Regions from separate parts of the Homo sapiens genome. Here region 1 is linked to region 2. Evidence: chromatin loops called from intact Hi-C (ENCODE). Cell type or tissue: OCI-LY7. All regions are shown on one strand. Each heading gives the region's core, and the rest is flanking DNA. Links, peaks and the distances in the headings are about the cores only.

Region 1 (7,917 bases), core at 1,756-5,755, 89 kb before region 2:
GTGTAATGTTTTTGAATTGTTTAAGATAATAGTTAGGAATTTTAACCAAAGTTAAAAACAAACCTCAGTTATCAATGGAAATAATTCCGTGAGCTGATGCCTGCTATGCTCCGCCAACATCAGCTGTGTGTCCTCCAGCTACAGCAACCAGGTCACAATTAGTCCCTCTACCCGTCATCTTGACAACTTTTTTTTGCCATCAACTATAAGATATATTCTGGTTTTAGAAACACCAAAATAAAGAGGACAGTAGAATTATTAGTTAGAATTTTAACATTTTTTATTTTCTCTGTGGTAAGATGGTGGGGTTTAAATTTATTTTTACTACAGTTGTGACCTGCATTAGAAATCACAAAAATTAGCTCACACCCATAGTCCCAGCACTTTGGGAGGCTGAGGTGGGAGGATCACCTGAGGCCAGGAGTTTGAGACCAACCTGGGCAATATAGCAAGATCCCCAACTCCACAAAAATTTAAAAATAAAAAATTAACCAGGTGTAGTGGTACATGCCTGTAGTCTCAGCTACTTAGGAGGCTGAGGTGGTAAGATCACTAGAGCCCAGGAGTTCAAAGTTCAAGGGTGCAGTGAGCTATGATCGTACCACTGCACTCCAGCCTGGGTGTCAGAGACCTTGTGTCAAAAAAAAAAAAACAAAAATTACAAAAATGACAATCTATAGCCATTACAGTGGCTCTTTACATGGTAAAAGCATCACTGGTTAATAAAACCATGTAGCAGCTAATGGGATTGGGTAGGGAGTCCTTGGGGTCATTGCCTTCTCAATGTATTTATGAAAACTTGGAAAATCAATGCTTCATGATGACAGTGCCATGGCCAATAAGTAACATGTTATATACAATTTCATTCCAGTTCTAATCCCACATTTCTCTTAAACCCGGCCCAAGAATCCAAGTTCCATGCCACTTTAATGGCTGCTAACCACTGCCACCCTGTTCTCTTTTACTTTCTTCAGTGCTGGTTTTCCCAGTCTAGACTAGTCTGTGAGAGTCTGTCCTCATCTATGAAAGCCATTAGAATCCAGTGCTCTGCAGCTTGGTACCTCCAAGAGTTGTACAATGTGAAGACTGAAGGTACATAAATGGTCATCCACAATAGCATTTCCCAGGATAAATTATCCAGGAAGCCTGAGGATTATCCACACTAGAGAACAGAAATGTTAGGAAAGAAGAGATAAGAGCTAAGTCCCAATCACTGGTGCAGGGAGGGGGCCTGAAAAGGACTGTGCTGTGTGGTCAAGGTTGTCTGTCTGATTCACAGATAGATCAGTAGGAAGAGATTCTAGTAGACTGTGCACATTCCTTCCTCTTGCCACCCGTAGCTGGGTATCTGATCAAGTTTTACATGATAGCTATGCTCCAGAGTGACCCATTTTCCTGAGAGATCATGGGATTCTTGCCAAGAACATAATCTGGAAAGAACATTCTCCCAAGGGTCACATACATGGTAGTTCTTAGAATTAACTGCCCACCAAAATTAATAATCTATATGCTGGTGATGTTTGCATTAATCTATTGGTATTCCAAAATGGTAATTTTGCCCCTGTTTCCAGCAAGGGTATCAGGAACAAGAAAACAATACATACTGTAATACCCAGAATTATATTGTGTGGTGCTTCTTTGTGTAATGGCTGACCTGGCCCTAAAACAGACACCAGCTGCCTGAGGCTTAGTGGCTTTGTATTTCCAACGACAGTGCTATCACATAGCCACCTCCCATGAAACACTGATGGAAGCATGCTTAACTTAAAGTGGACTAAGTTGTCCATATGTGTTTTATCCACTGCAATAAATAATAGTACCAGCTAACACGGCTCACCAGGCTCTTTCTTAGCTGATGCCAAGTAAGATTTTATTAATTTTACAATAGCTTACTAAAGTAGAGACTAGTGTTATCTTCATTTTAGAGATGAAGAAACAAAGATGCCGACAGGTTAAGTAATTTGCTTCAGATCAGATATTGAACAGTGGTGAAAGAACAGTTAGAACCAGGCTGATGCTGGAACACATAATCTTTTTTTTTTTTTTTTTGGAATTAACAGAGAAGGGCTTTTAATAACACTATTATAAATATTTTCAAGGATTTTAGGGAAAATATGAACATAATGAAAAGAGAAATGGAAACTATTGAAAAGAAAAACAAATAGAACTTCCAGAGCTGAAAGCTATAACGTCTTTTTTTTTTTTTCAAAACAAATAAGAGTAAAGATCTTTACTAAATTTATTCATTCCTTGGTGTCAATGCTTCCTGAATTTTTCTTTTTATTTTATTTTATTTTATTTTTTTTATTATTATACTTTAAGTTTTAGGGTACATGTGCACATTGTGCAGGTTAGTTACATATGTATACATGTGCCATGCTGGTGCGCTGCACCCACTAACTCGTCATCTAGCATTAGGTATATCTCCCAAAGCTATCCCCTCCCCCCTCCCCCCACCCCACAACAGTCCCCAGAGTGTGATGTTCCCCTTCCTGTGTCCATGTGATCTCATTGTTCAATTCCCACCTATGAGTGAGAATATGCGGTGTTTGGTTTTTTGTTCTTGCGATAGTTTACTGAGAATGATGATTTCCAATTTCATCCATGTCCCTACAAAGGACATGAACTCATCATTTTTTATGGCTGCATAGTATTCCATGGTGTATATGTGCCACATTTTCTTAATCCAGTCTATCGTTGCTGGACATTTGGGTTGGTTCCAAGACTTTGCTATTGTGAATAGTGCCGCAATAAACATACGTGTGCATGTGTCTTTATAGCAGCATGATTTATAATCCTTTGGGTATATACCCAGTAATGGGATGGCTGGGTCAAATGGTATTTCTAGTTCTAGATCCCTGAGGAATCGCCACACTGACTTCCACAATGGTTGAACTAGTTTACAGTCCCACCAACAGTGTAAAAGTGTTCCTATTTCTCCGCATCCTCTCCAGCACCTGTTGTTTCCTGACTTTTTAATGATTGCCATTCTAACTGGTGTGAGATGGTATCTCATTGTGGTTTTGATTTGCATTTCTCTGATGGCCAGTGATGATGAGCATTTTTTCATGTGTTTTTTGGCTGCATAAATGTCTTCTTTTGAGAAGTGTCTGTTCATGTCCTTTGCCCACTTTTTGATGGGGTTGTTTGTTTTTTTCTTGTAAATTTGTTTAAGTTCATTGTAGATTCTGGATATTAGCCCTTTGTCAGATGAGTAGGTTGCGAAAATTTTCTCCCATTTTGTAGGTTGCCTGGAACACATAATCTTAACTACTACTTTAGTTTGCATGCATAAAAACATCTTAGCTATTCTTCCCACTCATTAATGTAAATATAGTAGTTGGCTGTAATAAGCATATGCCTTGATTGGGATACTATAATTCTTTATCATTTTACTGCCGTAAAATTAGTCTATCTGGCATAATTGTAAGTTATTGTAGCAAAGTATTATGTGAAAAAACTTTTAGAAAAGTAATCCAGAAGATTTCTGAAAATAGATAACCAGAAAGACTTGTGGGGTACAAAATGTTCACATACTATTGTTTTCAGCTATTTCCATTTGCACTCTAAGTCCCAGAGAACTTGAGTAACAAACTCTTTACCAAAAGGTAGAATTCTAAAGGTCACATTTTCTCTGGGCTTACAGACAATGTTAACAAATTCAAGCTGATTATTTTAACTAATAAACTTTTGAGAAGCACCGTGACAGAAAATCTGTAAGAAATGCGCCCCCATTATTATATTTCCAGATACTGGACATCTCTCCAGGGACTCATTTGCATACCATCTTTCATTCATTTTATTGTTCCATATGTTGAAAGAATTAAAACGGACAAAGGGCATTTATTTGTCAGCAGAGCAGAAACCACTTCATTTATATGACTGTGTTCATGCAGAACCATCACTTACTGAAAAGATCCCAGGTGTGTTTCCTGTTATTCATGCACAAAGTATGTCAGAGACTCTGCATAACTAATTAAGGCTTTGTGTGTGTATGTGTGTCTTTTGTAGGCTAAAGGTAAAGAAAGACAATGGCTAAGACATCAAGCTACTGGAGAATTAGATGATGCCAAGATCATTGATGGGCTGACTGGAGAAAAAGCCATCTACAAACGTCGGGGTGAGCTGGAGCCACAAGTAAGTCATGGTGAACTGCTAGCCTCAGCTCTGCATAGTCTAGCCCTCTTTACAGAAACTTGCTTTCGTGAGTTGTGTCAAAATATCACAAATCCTGAATATGGTAACCAAGGAAAGCATTATGTTAAAAAAAAAAAAAAAGAAGAAGAAGAAGAAAAACTCCATAAATATTATACTATTTATTATTCAACTCAAGGTCCCAGCAAGAAACATAAGGCATGCTCAAATTAGGTAATTTAAGAAACAGTCAGTACAAAGACTATTTACAAAAATAAGGGTGGGGTTTAGGAAAATCAAAAATAAACAGTGCAGTAACCCAGGGATAGCAACAGCAGGGATCTAACTCACTCTGAGGCCTAAAAGGGCAGAATGAGACAGCAGTTCCTGGAACCTGGAGAAGGTGGTTGATGGAGTGGTGGCCTTCAGCAGAAGGGGAGCCAACCCATGGGCAACAGCAGAGAGGGGGCCAAGGGAATAAATACTCCACCCTCACCCCCTGACCTCCACCAGTGCCTCCCATGAGCAGAACCCACTGGGAGCCAGCAGCCAAGAGGCCAGCTGATGTGATTGTAGGGGCCAAGGGAAAACTTCCCCTTCGCCCTCTGAAGGTTCTCTGAAAATCACCTCACAAAAGGCACATTAATAGGAGAAGAGGCATACAAATGTATTAATGTGCACCGGGGTGAAACCAAGGGTGAGTCCCCCTCCACACAGTGAAGTACAGATGCTTATGTACCCTTCTTCTTAAGGGAAAAGGAGATGGAGAAGTGTAGATGATTTTACGGGGGTAGTAAATGGTTTTAGGGCAATTCAGTGGACTTGAAGAGCACACAGTGGCCTGGGACAGAGTCTGTTGGGCCCACAAAGCAATGGTTTGTGACCGAAGTCTGTCCAGGTGTGTTGACAGACTTCAGCCTTTCTTCCTGTGATATGAGTTCAGTTGATGAAAACTCAGGGAAGGGCCCAGAGTAATGGTTTTCTTCTTTGGAGCTCTGAACTTTAGACAGTTGAAGAAACTTCAGAGAACAAATTATCCAGTGCTTTGTGGGGAGAGGGAGGAAGGTCAGTGAGACCTTGATGCTGCTTCTTCAGTTCAGCATGTCCAAGCACCATATTTAGAGGGTATCGATTTCTGAGCTCCAACACGGATTGTCCACACAGATCAACTCCCAGGACACAGAGCAGGTGCCCTGGAGGGGAAACTGAAGACACCTGGTGTGTCTATTAAGCCTAGAGAAACCTTCAAGTGAAAACAATAAAACAACCTTAGTGATTTTCTACTGTTCTCTTACTTTAAAGATCAGTGTCCATCATATAACTGAAAAAAAATATAGAAAATAAGAACGTCTCCCTTAAGTAACTATAATTGTAGTATGTAAAGTTTTAGACAGCCATAAATTTAAAATATTTGCAATGTAATAGCAAAACAAAATGATGACAGGATGAAATATTGAGTCTCTTGGTGAGCTCTGTGATCTCCTGTATTCCTGGGTAACCAGAATTGCTGAGTCGCCACTGAGAGCTGGGGGTGCAGTGACTGGTAGGGGGAAGGGAGAGTCACTCCTTTTAAATATTTATTTAGAGAGGATCTGGTGATTTGGGGAGTTCTTATTTCTGTGTCATTGGTATGAGTCAACAACTGCTTTCTTTACTGAATCATTGTGGTCAACAAATGTGTTTGGATACATCTGAAATTGTGAGTAGTCATGGAAGCATATGTATAAGTGTTCTTAATTTGGGCAGACTCAACAAGTTTTTAAGAAATATGTTGAATTTGCCTCAAACCATTACACTCTCAATACCCACCGTGTTTTCTTGAAATTACTAACTCTGCTCATTATTTTTTATATTTAATAACAGCAAATATTTAATAACAGAATAATCTGGAATTTTTCTTCTTCCTTTTTTTTTTTTTTTCTAGAGACAGGGTCTTGCTTGTTGCCCAGGCTTTAGTGCAGTGGCACAATCATAGCTCACTACAGCCTCAAACTATTGGGCTCAAGTGACCCTTTCAGCTTACCCAGCTGAGTAGCTGGGAATATAGGCACATAGCACCACCCTAGCTGATTTGTGTATTTTTTTGTAGAGATGAGTTCTTGCTGTGTTGCCCAGGCTGGTATTGAACCCTTGGCCTCAAGCAGTTCTCCCACCTTGGCCTCCCAAAGCACTGGGATTACAGGCATGAGCCCCTGCACGCAGCCTTCTTCTTTTTTATCGTCAGCAAAACTAACAAACTTTTTCTTAAAATCTGCAAATTGGCAGTCGTGGGTCTAAAATCAAACTTAATCTTGTAATCTTAATTGACAGTTGTTTCTAGAACAATTTGATGTCACTTTTATGCTTTCAAACTGCCAAGAAAAGAAAAGCACTAATTCAGTAATGTGGAAGGAAGAGAAGATGTGCAGCTTAGTAAACACAAAAGTCGTTTTTAAAATCTTTTCTTTAATTTCTTTGCCAGACCCCCATCACATAACTTTGTTTTAGGAATCTGACATTACCTGTGGCCTGTGTGGAGAATAATTTTCAGGTCACTACCCAATACGTACAAGTAAAATTGACATGGGCTTCCCTCCAAAATAACACAAACTCTTGCTAGAGTTACTGACTCTGAGGCATGAAGTGAAAATGACATGTCATTCCAGATTATTATTTTTAAGTCATCATATTATTTTTAAGGCATCAACCTCGGTAAGTCAACTTTACTAGAGTGAGCTTTAAAAGGACTATATTCCAAAGGAAAATATTTTCCATGTGGCCCCAACCATTAGCACAAGTCTGAAATTCTGTTTACTGCAGTACAACCCATAGATGCCTTGCTACCTGCTAGGACAGCCTTGTGCAGGGCTGAGCCTATGGCTGGTCTGCCCATCTCGGGGCTGGCACGCTGGAGCTTCTGTGAGATCCCCAAGACAGCCACCAGGGGAAGTTTGCCAGTTCACAAACGGCTTTTCTGTTATTCCTTCCCTCAGCTTGGCAGCCCACAACAGAAACCCAAGCGTCTGCGCCTGGTGGTAGATGTGTCTGGTAGCATGTACCGTTTCAACAGGATGGATGGCCGGCTTGAGCGCACAATGGAGGCTGTGTGTATGGTCATGGAAGCCTTCGAGAACTATGAGGAGAAGTTCCAGGTAATGACATGAACTAAGAATAATGAGAGGCATCATTGACCATGATGATGGATAGGTGGATTCAAACTCCATCCAGAGTGAATGAAAATCTTCATCCTCTCACCAGCTCATTCATCAGTGCAGAGAAAGTGAAGCTTTTGTTTTATCTGAAGTAGTAATTGTAAAATAACTCCATAATTTAAAAGTCTGATTACTACAGAAGAAATGCTGCAGCCATGATGTTAGAAAAAAATGAGCTGCTTAGAAGCAAAAGTCTGTTCCCAGACTCCTCAGAGCCTCCTGGCCTTATCCCAGTTCCCCATACCCACCCACTCTTGCCCCATCACTAGCCAAGCAGCCTTCCAAAGTTTGAGTCCACCCTGAAAGCTTCAGTATCACGTTCCATTTCCACATGGGCAGGGGTTATACAGTCATTGGTGTCTCCCCAGCTAACAATGATGATGATTATCCCAGGAGAAAAGCAGGTTTCCATTTCAACTGTTTCCATTTTGGTATTCTTAGTTTGCTGCACACCCTCCATTTTAGAAGTCTAGCATGGTGAAGGGACCCCCAATGCTGCTGTGTTACTGCTTGATATGAGCCTATTAATCCTCTCTTAATCAGCCACAGAGAGCACCTGCACTTCTGGCCCTTACCAGAGCAAACAACCTTG
Region 2 (7,917 bases), core at 1,462-5,461:
GATTTGGAGATGGCCTCCTGGACTTAGGAGCATCTAGATTCCAGCAGATACCCTAACCAAAGTTTGGGAAATACTTTTACTTATAAATTCAGCAAAGAGAACATTGGAGTGCGTCAAAAGGAACTTTAACTAATTTATCAGTCAGCCATAGCAACATAACATACAACCACAAAATCTCAGTGACACATCCTAACAAGCATGCATTTTGCTCATGCATCTGTTTATTGGCTGGAGGGCCATCTGATACAGGCTGAGCTTGGCTGAATAGCTCTAAGCTGCAAATTGAGATCAGATCTTATCCACACATCCCTTATTCTCCTTGGACCAGTGGGCAAGCTTGGCATGTTTTTCTCATGATGGTGGCAAAGGCCTGAAAAAATAAGCCTAACCATGCAAACACATATTAAGTCCTGCTCACATATCTGTTAACAGCCCATTGACCAAGCCAGTCACAGGGTGAGCCCAAAGCTGAGGAACAAGTAAGATCTGCCTCTAGTGGGTGGAACTGCCAAGTCACATGGGTAGAGGTGTGAACACGGGAAAGAGTGAAGAATCAGGGCCAATAAATCAATCTATCACAACCAATAAGGAAGGAAAAACAAATCAAAATGCAAACATGGAAGGTGAAAGTTAATTTACCAAGAGCAGATTCCTCAGCCAAAATCTTTTTTTTTTTTTTTAATTTCCATAGGTTATTGGGGAACAGGTAGTTTTTGGTTACACGAGTGAGTTCTTTAGTGGTGATTTGTGAGATTTTATGCATCCATCTCCCAATGCAGTATACACTGCACCTTATTTGTAGTCTTTTATCCCTCATTCCCCTTCCCATCCTTTTCCCCTGAGTCCCCAAAGTCCCATGTGTCATTCTTATGCCTTTGTATTCTCATAGCTTATCTCACACTTATGAGTGAGAACATTTTTCCATTCCTGAGTGGCTTCACTTAGAATAATAGTCTCCAATCCCATCCAGGTCACTGCAAATGCCATTAACTCATTCCTTTTTATGGCTGAGTAGTATTCCATTGTATATATATACCACAGGTTCTTTATCCACTTGTTGATTGATGGGCATTTGGGTTGGTTCCATGTTTTTGCAATTATGAATTGTGCTGCTATAAACATGTGTGCAAGTATCTTTTTCATATAATGACTTCTTTTCTTCTGGGTAGATACCCAGTAGTAAGATTGTTGGATCAAATTGTAGTTCTACTTTTAGTTCTTTAAGAAATGTCCACACTGTTTTCCATAGTGGTTCAACCAAAATCTAATGGACAGCTCCTGTTCCTAGTTACCTTCTCAACAGCTCTGTTGCAACCCAGCCCCCAGATCCCCAGAACTTCAAGCATTTCTTCTACCCATCTCCTCCAGAGGAGAGACTGCAGCCGGAGATCACCTTGATAGGTTATCAGATAATGGACATCATCCTAGGGAGAAGATGGAATCCTTGGCTTTACTCTACAGAGGAACACCAGAGGCTGGCACCTCTCCCAGCCTTCTAACCCAGTCCAGAAAGGGCCTTGATATGATTTGGCTGTGTCCCCACCCAAATCTCATCTTGAATTGTAGCTCCCATAATCCCCACGTGTCATGGGAGGGATCTGGTGGGAAGTAATTGAATCATGGGGGAGGGTTTTTCCCATGCTGTTCTCATGATAGTGAATAAGTCTCACGAGAGCTGATGGTTTTTTAAAAGGCAATTTCCCTACACATGCTCTCTTGCCTGCCACTATGTAAGGTGTGCCTTTGCTCCTCCTTTGCCTTCCGCCATGATTGTGAGGCCTCCTTAGCCATGTGAAACTGTGAGCCCATTAAACCTCTTTTTCTTTATAAATTACCTAGTCTCAGGTATTTCTTCACAGCAGTATGAAAATGGACTAATACAGGCCTCAAGGCCATCGGTCTGCCTGCACCCCTAAGCCCATTTGTAGTGATAAGGAAACAGGTCTGGAGGGTCATCTCTCCAATCTTTCCTGGAGGCAGAAGCCTCAACTACATGTTGTTAGGTTCCTTCTAAATGGGAGACTGGTGGATTCTATCATCACTGAAGGGGCCACCATTCATCTGAAACACAAAAAAGAGCATTCACTAATTGCCTTAGAATATGCTAAATACAGCCTAAAAGCAACTTACTTCTCCTCCTCTTCCTCCCCTTCCTCTTCATCCTCCTTTTCAAGCCATCTGCGAAGCAGACCTGAACCTTCAACAAAGGCCCTGAACCAAACCAGCCATACTGCTGGGGGCCCAGGGATGCACCAGAGTAATGATTTGCATTCCAACTTTATACTTGTGTCACTCATAAAAGTCAGGTGTTCCACCTGCTGAGAAACACGGGGGTTCAGAGTGCAGATCTTTGGAGTCTGATAGACCTGGAAGCCTGTCTTCCAATTTTTACTTACCAAGTGACCTTAGACAAATGGATTAACTCCTCAGGTTCCTCCTTGGTAAAATAGGGACAACAATAGTAGCTACCTCCTAGGACAGTTGCGTGGATATTGTGAGATAAAATCTCAAAGTGCTTAGGACAGTGCCTGCCACATCGTAATGCTCAATAAAGTTTGGCTATAATGATGAGGGGCCGTGGCAGGAGGATTGCTTGAGTCCAAGAGTTCGAGGCTGCAATGAGTTATGATTGCACCACTGCAATCCAGCCTGGGTGACACAGCGAGACCCTGTCTCTAAAAAAAAATGATAAAAGAATAATAATAGTAACGACAACTTGATGGGAAAACTATTATCTCCAAGCTGGAAGATACCCAATCCTTGTGAACTCTAAGGAGCAGGCACCCTGCATCACACGTCTCATGTCTACAGAATTTAAAACGCTTAAAAGACTGGACTCACCTTGAAGATGGAAGGACGGTGTTTGGGTCAGTTTGGAGTTATCCACTCCAGGGTACTCAAACGTTATAATAAAGATTTTTGTGGTCTGAGCAGGAATATGCAAAATCGCAGGTGTTGGTGGCCCGTGAACTTAAATGCGAAACCACAATCACCTAGCGATAAGCCAGGAACACCTGTTGGTATCTGTTAGATGCCACCACGTGGTGCAAAGCAGCTCTTTCCTTCTGCATCCTTGGTTGAATCAACTTAAAATCTTTCATGCAACTGAATAAGATGCTAGTTGCCATCACAACTCCACCTTAAATTGTGCCTTCTTTTGGTACATTCAATGTGTTTCCAATATATTTCCAAAGCCCCTTGGTTGCATTTGATAAGGATGTGTTGACTGTTTATACTGTGGCAGATGTTTTGGGCATGTAAAAGACAGAAAGAAAGAATGAAAATAGGCATTTTTTGAGTTCCTGCTAGGATAAACAACCTTATGGTTATTTATAACGCCCTTGCTCTACTTTGTTTAAGGGTGGATTCAGAGAAAGTTAATTTGTGTAACTAGGATTAAGGGGGTAAAATGGAAATACTGATGCTTTGTATATGAAAAAAGGAGGGAGAGACCCAAAAGAGGGGGTCCCACACTGGGCAGAGGCAACTTCCTGAAGAGGCATGAGGCCGAGATGAACAGGTGGGACCAGGGAAGGGGAGGGGAGGAGGGAATAAAGAGGAGGCAAAGAGGCTGTGAGGAGAGAATTTGAGCAGAGCAGAGCCAATTAAGGTGAGAGTGGGGACGCTGTGCTCTCGAGTGAGATGTAACCCCCTCCCGTGTCTCCACCTGGGATCTTCTTTTCCTGCTCAGCAAGTTGAACATGCGCAATGTGCAGAGATGAGCTTCAAGGAGAGAACAGCAGGCCTGGGGCACAGGCCATGTTTTCATTTACCTAGAGCTCTGCTATCACAGGGTTTGAGAGCTCATTTCCAAAACTCTGGTGTAGAAAATATGTCTCGGCCTGCAGACAGTTACATGAGTAAATTGTATATGTTTAGGTGAGGAGACTTGGGAACTGGTGGGAGGGGGTCATTACTATAAAAGGCAGAAACCCCATTTCTCTCCCCTTCCCAAAAATCCATGCTTCCTCTCGTTTGACTGGATCTGCTGAGGGTACCTTGAGAATTTTTTTTTTGAGACAGGGTGTCACTGTGTTGCCCAGGCTGGAGTACAGTGATGCCATCATGGCTCACTGCAGCCTCGACCTCCTGAGTTCAAGGAATTCTCTCATCTCAGCCTTCCCAGTAGCTGGGCTACAGATGTGCACTACCACATCTGGCTAATGTTTGTATTTTTGTATTTTCTGGTAGAGACAGGGTTTTGCCATGTTGCTCAGGCCAGTCTTGAACTCCTGAGCTCAAGCAATCTGCCAGCCTCGACCTCCCAAAGTGCTGGGATTAGAGACGTGAGCCACCGCACCGGGCTTGGGAATATTTTTGACAGGTGGAAAATTTTTCAGGGTTGACTTAGCAGACCCTCACACAAAAGGCACCAAAGCAGGAAGCAAGTAAAAGTTCACATCCTCTTTTCTGCTCCAGAAAAGATGAACTATGTCTGACTACCTGATGGAAAAATCCTTTCATTTTTAATTGTATGAGGGAAACACTAACTGCCTTCAGAAAGGAACTCAACACTTCAGTGGCCCAAGACAATAGGAGTTGGATCCTCATCCTCCATCAGCCTGATGTGGTGCTCCTGGTGAGCATATGGGTGGCTTCCATGTGGTGATTCAGGCACTCAGGCTCCTGCCATCCTGCAGACCTGCCATTCCTAGTGCCTCAAAGTCCCCTGCACCCAAACTGCAGAATAGAAGAGAGAGTATGGCAAAAACCCACCCACTTCTTAAAAGCCCAATCCCAGAAGTGACACACATCTCTCTACTTCCATCCCACTAACAAGAATTCATGACGTGGTCACATCCAGATAGAAAGAAGGCTGGAAAATAGAAACCTTATTCCTGTTGGGATAGCAACAATTCCACACTGTGGAAAGGGAAGCTTAAATTTTTGGTAAACAGTTGGGTGCATAACATGTATGCCTGTTAATACATACTTTTATTTCTTTTTACCTATTTCACTTCTCTCCAACAAGAGTTCCACAAGAGCAGGGATTTTGTTTTGTTCACTGGAGAATTCCCTGTTAGTGGTGATGCCTGAACTGAGCTTTGAAGGAGTTATCCAGGTGCAGAGGCTGGAGAGAGGCAGGCCATGCAGAGGGGGTGGATGGCAGGAAGTGTCGGGTGTGGTATGTTCTGAGTGTTGCAGTCATCTGCTCTGGCAAGACAGGAGTGGAGTCTGGGCCAGGGCGTGGCAGGCTCTGAATGGGCAGGGCCCTGGCCTCACAGTAAGGCGTTGAAATGGATCCTTAAACACCATAAGATACCCAGAAACTCCACTCCTAGTTAGTTACACAAAACAAACGAAAACGTAGGCCCCCACAAAAACCTGTACACAAGTGTTCATGGCAGAACTATTCATAATCACCAAAAAGCAGAAACAACCAAAATGTTCATCAGCTGATGAATGGATAAACAAAATGTGGCATAGCAACACCATCAAATGCCAATTAGCCATGAAAAGGAATAAAATACGGATACATGTTATAGCCCAGACCAGCCTTGAAAACATTGTGCTAAATGAAAGAAACCAGACACAAAAGACTGCATATTGTGTGATTCCACTAATATAAAATATGCAGAATAAGCAAACCCGTAGAGGGAGAAGTAGATTCGTGGTTGTCTGGGGCTGGGGGGAAGGCAGATTGGGGAGTGAGTGCTAATGGATGAAGGGTTTCTTTTTTGACGTGGTGAAAACGTGGAGTTAGCTAGTGATGACGATTATACAACCAAGTGACTACACTAAAGACAACAGAATTGTATACTTTTCTTTTTGAGACAGGGTCTCTCTCTCTCTGTCACCCAGGCTGGAGTACAGTGGTGTGATCTCAGCTTACAATGGCCTAGACTCCCAAGTTCATGCCATCCTCCCACCTCAGCCACCTGAGTAGCTGGGACTACATGCGTGCATGACCACGCCCGGCTAACTTTTGTATTTTTTGTAGAGACGGGGTTTCCCCATGTTGCCAAGGCTGGTCTCGAATTCCTGGACTCACGCAATCCACCCACCTAGGCTTCCCAAAGTGCTGGGATTACAGGCGTGAGCCACCATACCCGGCCTGAATTGTACTTTTCAAGAGTGGACTCTGTGATATTTGAATTATATATTAATGAAGATATTCAGTGAAGCTGTTGTTTTAAAATCTATCTTTAAGCCCATGGGAAAGCATGGAATGGTTTTAAGCAGGTGATGGTGAGGCCATCAGGTGTCACACTGGTGGTGATGTCATCAGCGGATTCAGCAGTGAGAAGAACAGAGACTGGTGACCCAGGTGAGACTTAACCCGGAGCTGAGCTAAGGCAGGGGTGGCTGGGATGGAGAGAACACGTGGACTTGAGACAGGACAGGAAGGTGGAAGCAAGGGGAGATGGTGATGGACTTGGTGACAGCTCCACATTTTTACCAATGGGGCTGAGCTGGGCTAGTGAGTAGCTGGGGGAGGGGAAATCTCCTAGAGTTAATGCTGGGTCAAAGGTGGAAAAAACAGAGAAGGCACAGAACCAGCTTGGCCGCTCTCCCTGTAAAACCCCATCTACCAAGCTGGCCAAGCAAAACCTGCATAGGACATAAGAAGTGCCAGGCCTGCTTCCTGTCCAATTGTGTGCAGCTGAGGAGTCGCTGGGTCAGTCATGCTGCTGGCTCAGGGATCCACCTCCTGGGTGTTTGTCTTTTCAGCAACAGAACATGAAGACAGTTTTCAAGGTTCTTGCCTCAACTGTCCCAGCAGCAGTGCCACTCCTAGCAACCTGGGTTGTGCAATGTTGGCTGCTGGCTTTGGGGCTCCTTGACATTTTGTCATTTAAAAAAATTAATAAATAATTGCACACATTTAAAAGCTATTTTTGTATCCTTGGGATGTCTCCCACTGAAGGAGAGGGTGATATTTTGCAAGTTAGTTTCCCCAGTTGCAAGAACCTTGGAAACTTTCTCCATGTTTTGGTGCTGAAAAGGCAAACTCCCTAGAGGTTAATTCTTTTTTATTTCATTTCTTTATAGAAATGGAGTGTTGTTATGTTGCCCAGGCTAGTCGTGAACTCCTGGCCTCAAGTGTTGCTCCCACCTCAGTCTCCCAAATTATTGGGATTACAGGCACGAGCCACTGAGCTCAGCTAAGAAGGTGAATTCGTTACCTGATTAGTGATTTGGGTAATGAATTTGGTACCTGCCAAATTTGATATCCTGTCCTATACCAAACTCTACAACTCAGGTGGGTTACGCAAACACCTGCTCTGCGGCAGGGATCAAGGAATGTAGAATGGATAGAACATGATCCATGTCCTCAGGAAGCTCACAGGCTGGTGGGAGAGAATGACTCTGAGGCAGATGGGTGTGAAGTTATGGAAATGTGGTAACAGAGGCCTGTGAGGTACATCCAGCCTGAGAGGCGGGGAGTGGCTTCCAGCCTTGGGCTCCTCCACGGTCTGTGGGCCCTGAGGCTGGCCTCGTGGCCATCATCTCACGGTGTAACCTCTCTTGAGTGGGAGAACCCAGGGGGCATTGCAGAACTGGAAGGCAGGGGAGGAGGAGCTGGGATGTTGGGGAAACCCCAAACAAAGAGGTTTCAGGTAAAATCCCAAATGCAAGAACAGGAAAGTCAAATCTAGGGTTACTTTTGGGGGATATTGACTATGAAGGGCCCCAAAATGAGCCTCTGATGGTACTAATATTCTATATTTTGATTTAGGTAGTTACAGGTGTGTGTGTGTGTGTGTGTGTGTGTGTGTGTGTGTGTGTGTGTGTGTCTTGAGGGCTATGTCATAAAATGAGACAAAACAAAACTCTAGAACTGCTAAGACAACTGGATTATTCATTATATTTTTTCCACAACACAAAAAATTATTCACCTTGTATTTCCCGTTTACAAGTGTTTTCATCTTTGTGATCTCATTCATTTCTCTTAAAACTCAGATTAACTAGGAC

Evidence for each region. Hi-C counts contacts between places; a loop is a spot of excess contacts. Peaks named below come from ENCODE experiments on the same cell type or tissue, not always from the same donor. Only the 100,000 strongest peaks of a DNase experiment are listed, where the experiment ranks them.
Region 1: a loop joins it to region 2, with 5 times the contacts of the local background. A loop is called at or near these places in 3 of 110 quality-filtered maps.

What each region holds. Positions count from the first base shown.
Region 1 is chr13:41,586,860-41,594,776 of GRCh38, reverse strand. VWA8 (von Willebrand factor A domain containing 8) reads left to right here. Exons shown (of 45, transcript NM_015058.2): 41 at 4,012-4,137; 42 at 7,107-7,265. Among named protein-coding and RNA genes, the nearest start is that of MIR5006, 22 kb to the right of the region's middle. In OCI-LY7, for the core only: no CTCF peak of the experiment used is centred there; DNase peaks (open chromatin) are centred at 3,906 and 4,886; H3K4me3 peaks cover 2,081 bases; H3K27ac peaks cover 2,683 bases.
Region 2 is chr13:41,497,942-41,505,858 of GRCh38, reverse strand. No RefSeq gene overlaps it. Among named protein-coding and RNA genes, the nearest start is that of RGCC, 44 kb to the right of the region's middle. In OCI-LY7, for the core only: a CTCF peak has its summit at 3,035; DNase peaks (open chromatin) are centred at 2,268, 2,998, 3,588, 5,148 and 1 weaker place; H3K4me3 peaks cover 3,798 bases; H3K27ac peaks cover 4,000 bases.